Linked DNA regions of Homo sapiens: regions 1, 3 and 4 are each linked to region 2. A link is a contact called in ENCODE Hi-C or POLR2A ChIA-PET data. All regions are on one chromosome and are shown on one strand. The core of a region is the stretch at or near the end of the contact, and the rest is flanking DNA. Distances in the headings are between cores, read along the strand shown. Region 1 holds the start of AAGAB (alpha and gamma adaptin binding protein). Region 2 holds the start of ANP32A (acidic nuclear phosphoprotein 32 family member A). Region 3 holds the start of MAP2K5-DT (MAP2K5 divergent transcript). Region 4 holds the start of IQCH-AS1 (IQCH antisense RNA 1).

Region 1 (2,874 bases), core at 144-2,643, 1.6 Mb before region 2:
GGGGGGGGCAATTAGCCGGGCGTGGTGGCACACACCTGTAGTCCCAGATACTTGGGAGGCTGAGGTAGGGGGATGGCTTGAGCCCAGGAGGCAGAGGTTGCAGTGAGCCGAGATAACGCCACTGCACTACAGCCTGGGCAGCAGAGTGAGACCCTATCTCAAAACAAAAATAAAAAAAAGGAGAGAAAAGAGAAAGTGAAGGGTAGCCAGGCACAGTGGCTCACGCCTGTAATCTCAGCACTTAGGGCGGCCAAGACAGGAGGATCACTTGAAACCACGAGTTGGAGACCAGCCTGAGCAACATAGCAAGACTCTGGCTCTACAAAAAATAAAAAAATTAGCCAGGGTTCGTGGTGTGAGCCTGCAGTCCCAGTTGCTCGGGAGACTGAGGCAGGAGGATCGCTTGAGCCCAGGAGTTCGAGGCTGAAGTGAGCTATGATCGCATCACTGCACTCCAGCCCGGGCGACAGAGCAAGTTCCCGTCTCTTTAAAAAAAAAAAAAGAAAAGAAGGAAGGAATGTAGGTAGGTTAGGTGACTTGCTCGAGATCATACAGCTAAGTCACTGCTCTGATTCTAAGCCATACACTTAAAACAGAAGTCTTGAGTTACCTATAATTCAACTTCACAGAGCCCTTTAGTAGAGTTGGCTTATTATCCAGTCCCATGTTCTCTCTTTTAAGAGTTAGTAAGTCTGACAGCCATTATGAGGGTCTACAAGCAAAAGCACTAGCCCAATCATACCCAAAAACTCATGTTGGCGGAGAGCCCATGCCTCAGATGAAAGGCGTGAATAACTAGAGTGGAGCGGACAAAGCTAACAAGTCTTATAATGTACACATTAAGAAGCAGAATAAACTTCAGAGTAAATACGCAGAATAAACTTCAGAATTCAGAGTAAACACTCTCTCCCGGAGCAGCAAGGATAACAACATCACGATATCAACAATTCCAGCACCTTACACTCCTGTAACCTAGCGCAATTTCCGGAGAGCCTTCAGGTTCATCTCAACGGATCCTCGCAAAAACCTGTGGCCTGGGCTGAGCAGAGCGGGAAATCAGTCTCACTTTACACAGGAAGCCGAAAGGAACGCCGAAGAAGGCCGAGTGGGCAGAAAAGCACGAGATTAAGAGATAGGGGCAGCCACCTGGGGAGACTGGGCGCCTCCACTGACTGGAGGAAGAACGCAGGGCCCGCTGCGGGGACAAGGCCCAGAGAGGCCGTGGTGCTGGGTCCGTCGCCCGCTGAGGCTCAGGGGCCTTGGAGGTCGGCCCAGGCGCCTATCTACTCACGTTGGACCAGCTGGTCTCCTGAGAAGACGGAGGAGCAGCTGGTGACTAACGCACAGGGTACGCCAGCAGCCATAGCTGCGCTCGCGAGCCGGTTCCGTCAGGCAGCCGCTTCCGCCTTGGGCTGCACCACGGCCGCCGGCGCGAGGGGGAGACAGGCCGGAGAGGGCGTTCTCGGAATGACCAGGCTGGCCTGACCCCGCCCCTAGACCCCCTTCCGCTCCCAGCGTGGAACAGGCCAGGTCGCGCGCGGTGTTGCCATGGGGACGAGCGGCTCCGGCTGAAGGTTTCCGTGCTTGGAAACCGCGCCTCCGCGGAGGTAGCCGTTCCCTGACCTAGCCATGGCACAGAACACTGAAAACCACGACCCTGTCGGATCCATCTTAATCCAGGTGGGAAACGGGCTTCCCCCGGCCCTGCCCTGCCCAGCCGCGCCACTTCCGAGCGAGGTCCCGCGCGCCGATTCACCGACGCTCACCCATTTGGTGCGCCGCCCCTAGACTCCCTCCAACTCGCGAGAGGCTCCCAAAAATGCCCACCCAGACCTTCCCCCACGGCCCAGCACACTCCCGGTGACTTACCCTGTAGGTTACGCCCCAGAAGCAGGACTTTCTGCCTCTGGGAAAACTCTAAAACCGTTCACCCGGAACCTTTACTTCAGAAAAATTAACCTCACGCTGAGGCATCATTTTTAAATGTTATATTCTGAAAAATTTGAACCCATGACGTCGGGAGTGGAGGAGAGACAAATCGGACACTCTAGGAGGTGATAAGAAATTTGGAGACAAATTGAAATATGTGAATTGCTTTTCTTAAACACCCCAGTTTTTTAGATCTAAATGTTCCTCATTGGAGAACACACAGAAAAATCAAGATAACTTGGAATGAAAAAATGTGACATTTAAAAACTTAGTGAAAGACCTTTTTAATTTGAGAGGGGAAATGTCAAGAAAGTCTTGTCCAATACAGCTCAATTTGTAATAGTTGCACTCAGATGTTTCTGAAATGATCATGGCATTTTGTTTTCACATTTATGTGAGGTAACTTTAAGATATTTCCACATATATCATCGGTTTTAACTATCACATATATAATAGCTGCATTTGACTAAGTCTTGAAGTCATTTGTCTAAGGTCACTCTGTCAGGACTGTCACTCAGTTGGTCTGAAGTGGGTCTTACTCGTCAAAGGGATCTAATTTTTCTGGCAGAATTTTGATCTCTTACCTCCCATCTAGGAGAGACTTCCCTAAATGTACCTTTTCCCAAATACAAGCCCCTGAACTCACCAATTTCATAGACTTCCCCATTAAGAATCATACCTAATCTTACCTGATCTTTTCTCACCCTCACTTTCACCATCACGCAGCAATGAGTTTAGCCAAACTGCGAAGTCTGAGGGAACGGTCCACAAAAAACTGCCCTAACTTCAACACTCACTACCTGCAAGTTCAGGGGTCCCCAGAACCACCTCACTTCAGACCAGCTGGGTACAAACTTAGGGGCCCCATCACCACCCTCACATTCAATGATTCACTAGAACTATTCGCAGAGCTCAGGGAAGTGCTGTGCTCACATCTCCAATTTT
Region 2 (2,798 bases), core at 240-2,739:
AGCTTTCGCTCGAGCCTCGCGATTCCCACCCGTGTAAGTTTCCTCCGGCCGTGCTCCCGCCGCTGCCCAATCAATAACGGCGGCTAGCGGGCAAACTCCCATCCTAGAGCTGCGTGTTTGCCATGCCCGCATAAACGTGGACCCAGCCAGTACCCACCACGGGCGCCAGCTCCGGGCAGCTCGCGTCCTGACAAAGTTTCCCGTGCCCATTTATTAAGCAGGCGCCGAATGGCTGCCGACAAGCCCAGCACTGAGAAAGACGGGCCGGGGGTTCGAGCTGGGGGGCACCAGGGCCCAAAGGCTGGCATCTTGGGGAAGCCGGAAGGAGCTGGGGCGAGGGGGCACCGGGACGTAGCCTTTGGGCAACTTGCACCAGCGATCGCTGGAGGCAGGGAGACGCGGGGATTATCTGTGCCTTAGCACGTTCGAAAATCCCTCCCCCTCCTTCTAATTTATCCTCCCTTCGGAAGGAAAGGAAGAAACATCAGCATCTGGCCCGAAGGTGGGGTGGAAAGAGTGAGGGAGAAAGAGGAGGAGAGGAAGGGAGGCAGAGAAAGGGAGGGAGGGAGAGAAAGGGCGCGTTCACGAACACTACAAAGTTACAAATATGGCTCCCCCGTCTCTCGCCTCATCACTGCAAAGAAATGAAGACGCACTTTAAACTCCAGCCATTCCCAACTCCGCTGCAGCCCCCTCCCCACGCGCTCTCCCCGGGGGCCTCGGCCCACATTTATCAGAAACTAAACCGGACTCGCGAAGCCCCAAACTTATTGTGTGTGCGAGCGAGCGAGCGAGAGAAAGGGAGGGGGGAGGCGCGGGAGGGGGGCGGAAGGGGGGATACATTTATAAAATGTAAAACCCCCTTTTTTTGTTGTTAAATCCAGGAGGCAGCCCCTCTCCTCCTCCTCCCTCGTTAATCTTCCCCCCAGACGGAGTCACGGGAGCAGCGATCTCCGAGGGTGATTTCGCCTCATTCTCTCCGACCCAAACGCGTGCGCCCGCCGGCCCCCGATGGGTGCACACTCGCACGCACACTCTCGCACCCACACTCGCACACGCGGGAGCACACGCACAGGTAGTCACACACCAAGGGCAGCGGCGGCGGCAGCCGGAACATGCTCGGATGGCATTGCAACCCCCCAGCCTTGCCAATTCGCTTGCAGTCCGACCCCCAAACCCGCACCTCCCGGGCGCCCCCCCCCAAAAAAAGTGCCTCCCCCCAGCGCGCACACACACACACACACACAAAGTAGGAGAATGGACCGACAGAGATATTTTTGGCAAATGCTCACATCAGAGGGCGTCCTGTTCCGCAGCTCTAAATGAATCCGTCTGCCCATCTCCATCTCTCGCGCTCTCTCTCTGCAGAGGCTCCCGCGCCGGCGGAATTCAATCAATAAACCCCGAACCCACGGCCGCGCGTTTTAGGACTTTGAAGGCTCAACCAGCTCCGCTCGGTTCTCGAGCCCCCAGCACCCGCGGCGCACACTAACCTGATCGCCGTGGAGGCGGGATCTGCGGCCCCATGGACGAGCGGCAGCGGCCCGAGCCAATCGCCGCCGAGGGTCTCCGGGCAACAGCCAATGGCAGTGGCGGCGGGGGGGGGAAGGGACCAATGGGCGGGCTGCGCAGCCGGCCAGGGAGGCTCGGCCATTTGGTAGTGGTGCCGGAGACGGACCCCTTTAGATTTCGGGGCGGCTGAGGAGCGCGGCGGCTGCTCTGTGGCTGAGTGAGGGGGGTGGGCGGAATGGCGGGGGAAGGGAAGGTGACTGTGCCTCGAGGGCCGAGCCGCCCGGCCTTGCCAGCCAGCCGCCGCCTCAGCGTTCGGCCGGGGGCGGGGCCGCAGGTGCGTTCTGCGAGGGGGAGGGGCGCGGCCGGAGGGGTCGGGTCGGGGTCCCCGCCCGGCCGAGGGCTTCGCGGGGCGGCGCGACGGGGTTGCGGAAGGAGGCGGGCGGCTTGAGGTCCGGGGACCGCGGGCTGCCCAGCGGGAGGGCAGATGAAAGGCCTGGAAGGAGGAGAGGGGTCAGGGTGCAATGCCGGGAGGGGCTCGTCGGGTCCCGGGTCCGGCGGCTCGCGCTGGGGAGCGTGGCTGCCCCCGTCACCCCCACCGCGGCTGCCCAGCAGCCCGCGCGCCCCTTCCCCTCCGGCCTCGTCCCTGTCAGGCCGCCACCATCGCCACCCTCGTATACATAAGTCAGTAAAAGCAAGATGCTTCCACTTTTGGATGACTTACCGCGCGGTCGCGACCCTTCCCACGAAGAGGCTTTTCACTTTGCTGTCATATTAGGTCAGCTTGGAAGAAGTGATCACCAAGAGACACCCAAGATCTTGTTTAGGCAATAAATGAATGAAGACCATGGATTAAGAACCGTTGCTAGATATGTAGAATATTAAAAGGTGGAAAAGGAAGGTGCTCATAACTCCTGGTTTTCTGGACCAAACATAATTTCTGGGCTTTATAGACCTAGTGAAAGAGAACGGCGCACGGTTTATTCTAATCGTCCACCTGAGTCATTCGGTTCGGTTTGGGTTGCCAAGGAGGCTCTAACTGGAGCCCTTTCTCCTGGTTTTTCGGCGTGGTTGCCTTGGGTATTTTTGAATCACATTAAGTTTTAAGAGACCTTAAAGCCCCGATGCCCACTGGGTTACCGACTTACGGCACTAAGTTGGCTGCCTGTGGCTGTTAATAAACCACGGGGATTGTTGTCAACGAGGACAGATACATCCTTACCTTTCCACACGACTGTATTTTAGTGTTTGTTTCTACATGTCTGCACTCTTCCCCACACGCCTCAAGG
Region 3 (2,700 bases), core at 33-2,532, 1.3 Mb before region 2:
TGACAAGCCTCCTCAACCGAGTTTATACAAAATTCAACCCCAGAAAGTAAAGCCAATTCGTGCACCTTCATAAGAAAGAAATAAAGGACGAACCTACACATTACAATTTGTAAAGAAACTTCTGTAGAGGCACCATCGTTCTACAACCTTATGCACTTTAAAATCTGAGGTAACAAGGCATTTGAAGATAACCAAGGTTGGCCGGGCGCGGTGGCTCACACCTGTAATCCCCCCAGCACTTTGGGAGGCTGAGGTGGGCGGATCACGAGGTCAGGAGTTTGAGACCAGCCTGGCCAACATAGTGAAACCCAGTCTCTACTGAAAATACAAAAATGAGCGGGCACGGATGGCGCACGCCTGTAGTCCCAGTTACTCGGCAGGGGTTGGGGGCTGGTGGGGGTGGTAGTGCTGAGGCAGGAGAATCGCTTGAATCCGGGAGGCTGAGGTTGTGGTGAGTAGAGGTCGCGCCGTTGCACTCCAGCCTGGGCGACGGAGCGAGACTCCGTCTCAAAAAAAAAAAAAAAAAAGATAACCAAGGTTTATTGCTACTTCCGTGATATCACCATATCACCAACTGCGTAAGCAGTGCTATTTAGTTGAAAATACATGGACTAGACCGAATATTTCTGCAACAGTTTAATAAGAGACGATGATGCGACTACTGCAGCTGTCCCCAGGCAATTAAACTCTTCGGCGAATTTCTTTACTATTGCTTTTGAACAGGGAACTGTTTGCTATTTTAGGGCACTCGTGCGGTAAAGAACTTCACTGAAAAATGCAAATATGTTTTGCTAATGTGGGAGAAAGATGATGATCCTCTGAACCTGTGACTTGGAAGGGGGGATAAAAAAGAACTATTTCTTGAATTCTTGCCTTGCTCTTGCTGATTCGATGCACACAACCCCACGAACATTCAGATTCATGGCTTGACAAAGTGGGGATAACCGGGAGCTGCAGCCCCGTCTTTGAAGCTTTTGTAAAGACAAACGGTCTGCAATGTTAAGCCTTAAATTGGCTTTTGGCGGACTCCAGCCTTTTACCCTTCGTTTGGTAGATGTTTTCACCTCGCTGTCATTAAGCAGGGTCAGGAAATGGAAGGGCCGTGACCGGGTCGCCGCGGGCGCTCTGTGGGCGATGAGGGTCTCCTGAGCGAGCAAGACCAGTCTCTCCCCGACTCGCCACGCGCCACGCGCCGCGCGCCGCGCGCCGGTTCCTCGGCTTCCCACGCCGGGGGCGCATCCTCCCGGGAGCTGCTGCCCTTTTCCAACATGGCGCCGCGGGAGGCGGGTCCCGCTCGTCGGCTCCCGGGGTTCCGGCGCCGCGCGTTTTGGTTCCGGAGTAACAGTGTCGCCGCCGCCTTCCTCCTCCTCCTCTCGCCGCTACCGCCGTCGCCGCCGCCGCAGCCGCCGCCAGTCCGCGCGGCCTCGGGTGGCCGGAGCTCAGCCTGCGCGCGCCGCGCCCTGTGTCTCCGGGTGGGGCAGAAGACTCGCCCCTTGAACCTCCCGCGGGGACTCTCCGTGGTGTGGCGGCCCTGGGGCTCTTTCTTAATAGCCCCGGACTGAGTCCCCTCCAGTCGAGGACCCTCTCCTAGTCCACTGACGAGCGGTGGACACCTGCCGCTGTATCTCCCCCAAACCGAGTCCTTGCCCTGCTGCCTCCTCATACCCACACGGCGGCAGAGACCTTCACCATAGCGTTCGCTCAACTCCAGAACCTTCCGACCTCCGCTAGTTCCTGCGGGCCTTTGCCCGCTTCCCGGTGCACCCTCCCCGGGAGACACCTCAGACCCCCGACAGCCTGGGCAGGCTCGGTGCCTGCGGGTGCGTTCCTGATCACCCCTCCCCTCTTCCCTCCCCCTCATCCTCCATTCCCTTGTTTTCACCCTCTGTCCTCTGCCCGTCACTCCCCTTGTCACCTCTTGGAGCCCCCTCCTAACCAGCGGCCAGTGGGTTTCCCATACCCCAGGATGTGAGCCTCTTTAACCTGTAATGCTGTGGCTAGCCCTTGGCCCCTTTCCTGCCATGGAGAACCAGGTGCTGGTAATTCGCATCAAGATCCCAAATAGTGGCGCGGTGGACTGGACAGTGCACTCCGGGCCGCAGTTACTCTTCAGGGATGTGCTGGTGAGTGGTAATCTCAGTGTCCGGATGCCAGCAAGGGGGACTCAGGGACTTGAGTAGTCAGCACCTTGACCACTGGTGACCTGAGCCAGTGGCAATGGCTACTGCTGGCTTCCTGTGGAGGCAGTTTTATTGCTTCAGGCACAGCATTGATAAATTGCAACCACTAAAACCTGGCAAATGTCTAGGACCCTGGGGAGATAGATCAATCTGACTGAACCCCTGCCCTCAGAGAGCTCATGGCCCGGGCTGGGACACACATATAGACACAACCACGCAAATGCAAACTGCTGAATCTAGAAGAGAGGTTTTTTCCCCCCAAGTGTTTCGGGGAATGTCCTTGGACAGATTCCAGCCTTGTTTTTCTACTGAGTTCTCTGAACTTGGTGACCAGCTGAGAAAGGGAAAAAGGACAACTTTAACTTACCATGTTTGAGCACACTGTTTCATTAATTTATTTTGAGACAGGGCCTCACTCTGTCGCTCAGGCTGCAGTGCTGTGGCACGATCTCGGCTCACTGCAGCCTCTGCCTCCTGGGCTCAAGCGATTCTCCTACCTCAGCCTCCCAAGTAGCTGGCA
Region 4 (2,747 bases), core at 115-2,614, 1.3 Mb before region 2:
AAATCCTTTTCTAAAAGCAGTTTTGTCCGTAAGTTACTGCCTCAAGAGGCCGCAAAGTTTGAGCAAAGCTTTTCCGAAAGTAATGGATTGGTAATGGGTGACTGAGGTCCACAAAGCTCGATAAGAGGCTCCTGGTCCGTCTACCAGGTTCTTAGAGGGAGGTGCCTTTGTGTGTTCGGACGCTGCACTGAGACACGTGAGGTTTTTAAATAAACTTTTGATTTTGAAATCTCTGGGACTAATTTTAAACAGTGAACCCGACAGCGAGGACCTACACACAAAAGTGCTCCCGGCCTTACCAAACAACGCAGACCCGGGGTCACGCCTCGTCCTGTTTCAACAACAACACCCAAGGGCTTCCCTGGAGCCCAGGGCGTGGGAGGGAGACTTGGGTTTGAGTTCTGCACCTTGCGGAGGTGGTTAGTTATTTAATTGTCTTCCACCTGAATTTTCCTCAGGCCCAAATTGATGAGACCTCCCCGAATCCCTCCCCTGCCCGAGTTACTAATGACGGCGTGAGGTCACACCTGGCCACTCAAAACCAGCTCCTTGACGCAGGTGACCCTCCGCCTCGCGCAGCTCACGCTTCCCATCCCCCGGACTCCACCCCCAGCGGGAGGCCACGGGGCCGCTGTGCGCACGCGCCGCCGCACACCGGGGGCTCTCGGGCACCCGCGCGGCGCCGGTTGGCCTTCCCGGCGCTCGCCCGGGGGCGCGCTTGCGCGCCAGCGGCTGCGGACACCAGCCTGCGTCCCCGGCGCGGCGGGCCATGGAGGCCCTGAGGAGGGCCCACGAGGTCGCGCTCCGCCTGCTGCTGTGTAGGCCGTGGGCCTCGCGCGCCGCCGCCCGCCCCAAGCCCAGCGCCTCGGAGGTGCTGACGCGGCATCTGCTGCAGCGGCGCCTGCCGCACTGGACCTCCTTCTGCGTGCCCTACAGCGCCGTCCGCAACGACCAGTTCGGCCTCTCGCACTTCAACTGGCCGGTGCAGGGCGCCAACTACCACGTCCTGCGCACCGGCTGCTTCCCCTTCATCAAGTACCACTGCTCCAAGGCTCCCTGGCAGGACCTGGCCCGGCAGAACCGCTTCTTCACGGCGCTCAAGGTCGTCAACCTCGGTGAGTGGCGACTGCCGCGCCCACGCGGTGAAGCCCGCCCGGCCGGGACGGCCCCTCAGCCACCGAGCACGTGACGAACGCTCGCAGGCCGGTAGAGTCCCGCGGGAGTCAGCTCTGCCTCCCGGCGCCGGCTTCGCCTGGGGTCCTTTGTACTCCTCGCCCAGGGGGTCCCCAGCTTGCTGAGCTCCTGGCACCCGAAGCCGTTCGCCTGCTGCGGGCGCGTCCTCGGGCCTAGGGAGGGGCGGGTCGCCCTCCTGTCCTGCCCATGTTAACCAGAGTAGACCCCTGGCCTGGGCAGTAAGCCAGGGGGCGTCAGGAAACGCCCCCTAGAAAGTGGCTCTGAAGTTGACATCCGTCCTACTGCATGGCAGGACTCATTCCCGTGAACATCACTTTGCAGCTGCGTTTATGTTGCAATAACTGGAACTACTCTTTTAAGTTTCTTTTGTTTTCTTTGTATGAATTCCCGGCAAGTTCGTTTTACTAAAAGCACCAAAGGTTTTCACCAGACATAACAGCTTCCTGAGGTGCTAGGCCTAAAAGATTTTTAAAGATCTTTAATATTTGTATATTTTCATGGAGACGCCCTGAGGATGTTTACTGTCACTAGGTGTTTATTTTCTTTTGGTTTAATGACAGAAGAGGGAGGTACGAACATGGACATGGGTGTATCTTTTATAGGTCAGGGGAAAACAGAAGGCCTCAAGATGTTTTGAACTTACTAATAGCTGGCATAAAATCAATCTAGATTTCAGTGATTCAAAATCTAGCCATGGAGCTGAATGAACCATGTTACCCAGCCAGGTTTTTAAAGCCAGGATTAAAACTAAACCCTGCGCAGCCGTACTACTAATACTATTACATAATCTGATCGTCCATTAAGGTTAAAAATAGTCTGTGTATTTGTGCTTATAATAACACATATGTCAGTCGTGGGCTTTTTGAGCCGTTACTCCACTGGACTGTCCTGTAAGGAGATAATTGTTTAGCAACGTGTTATCCTTTAAAAATGCCTCTTATTATTTGGCTGATGGACTGTATAGAGCATGCCCACTACTTTGGAGGTTGGTTGAAGTTGAAGGGTGAGGTGACTTAGGAAATTCAATTCGAAATTATTTGGAAAGACTGGAGTGTTAACTAGATTCGAGAAGTATAAGTTTATTTTAGCATTTTTCATAAGTAAGAAATCATTCTTCCCTAAAGAATAATAGGTTAGGAAAAGCATAACGGGAGAGTTATAGGTAAACCATGAGCCAAATGCCTTTTTTTCCTTTAAAGTCACATTTTTAGTGTTGACATTTTGTTTAAGAGCACCTTAATGATTAGGGGCCTCTCTTTTAGATTTAGAGATTAAGACATCCAAAAAAAGTGGATACTCAGAACATTCCACACATAGAAAAGTAAAACCTTTTAAAGTTGAAAGAAACAACAGTTGTAGTGTTTTTTGTTTTGTTTTGTTTATTAATGTGGGAGAGTGATTTAATGGTCTGTATGGTCTTTTGGACATTCTAAAAATCCTGCTAAAATGGGAGTAAGAGTTCTAAGTTAAGCAAAAAGGACAACTTTTTGCTCATGCATGCTTTAATACAAATTGGGATATACTGATAAAGGGAATTAAAAAATATTTTAAAG

Evidence for each region. A loop is a pair of places that touch in the nucleus more often than their neighbours do. ChIA-PET counts read pairs that join two places held with the same protein, here RNA polymerase II (POLR2A). Pooled maps may share reads with other maps.
Region 1: a pooled map shows a loop between it and region 2 (9-fold over the local background). The contact joins the promoter of AAGAB here to the promoter of ANP32A in region 2. A Hi-C loop is called at or near these places in 1 of 37 single-sample maps with no recorded cell type and 6 of 50 pooled maps. POLR2A ChIA-PET finds 5 or more read pairs at or near these places in 1 of 52 experiments (activated B cell).
Region 3: a map of CD8-positive, alpha-beta T cell shows a loop between it and region 2 (13-fold over the local background). The contact joins the promoter of MAP2K5-DT here to the promoter of ANP32A in region 2. A Hi-C loop is called at or near these places in 2 of 168 maps with a recorded cell type or tissue (CD8-positive, alpha-beta T cell and naive thymus-derived CD4-positive, alpha-beta T cell) and 7 of 50 pooled maps.
Region 4: a pooled map shows a loop between it and region 2 (14-fold over the local background). The contact joins the promoter of IQCH-AS1 here to the promoter of ANP32A in region 2. A Hi-C loop is called at or near these places in 1 of 37 single-sample maps with no recorded cell type and 10 of 50 pooled maps. POLR2A ChIA-PET finds 5 or more read pairs at or near these places in 4 of 52 experiments (GM10248, T-cell, activated CD4-positive, alpha-beta T cell and 1 more).

Annotation. Positions count from the first base shown.
Region 1 is chr15:67,253,268-67,256,141 of GRCh38, forward strand. AAGAB (alpha and gamma adaptin binding protein) reads right to left here and starts at 1,394. Exons shown (of 10, transcript NM_024666.5): 1 at 1,292-1,394. The coding sequence starts at 1,364. It overlaps IQCH (IQ motif containing H), which reads left to right and starts at 1,519. Exons shown (of 21, transcript NM_001031715.3): 1 at 1,519-1,680. The coding sequence starts at 1,630. RefSeq lists an enhancer at 1,135-1,454.
Region 2 is chr15:68,819,406-68,822,203 of GRCh38, forward strand. It overlaps ANP32A (acidic nuclear phosphoprotein 32 family member A), which reads right to left and starts at 1,490. Exons shown (of 7, transcript NM_006305.4): 1 at 1,293-1,490. The coding sequence starts at 1,346. RefSeq lists enhancers at 1-188, 189-770 and silencers at 1,442-1,691, 1,742-1,901, 1,972-2,031.
Region 3 is chr15:67,541,348-67,544,047 of GRCh38, forward strand. It overlaps MAP2K5-DT (MAP2K5 divergent transcript), which reads right to left and starts at 1,283. Exons shown (of 1, transcript NR_186334.1): 1 at 1-1,283. MAP2K5 (mitogen-activated protein kinase kinase 5) reads left to right here and starts at 1,356. Exons shown (of 22, transcript NM_145160.3): 1 at 1,356-2,123. The coding sequence starts at 1,989. RefSeq lists enhancers at 296-796, 449-498 and a silencer at 1,372-1,491.
Region 4 is chr15:67,520,480-67,523,226 of GRCh38, forward strand. IQCH-AS1 (IQCH antisense RNA 1) reads right to left here and starts at 1,365. Exons shown (of 6, transcript NR_040052.1): 1 at 1,040-1,365. C15orf61 (chromosome 15 open reading frame 61) reads left to right here and starts at 652. Exons shown (of 2, transcript NM_001143936.2): 1 at 652-1,115. The coding sequence starts at 770. RefSeq lists enhancers at 239-318, 959-1,078 and a silencer at 499-848.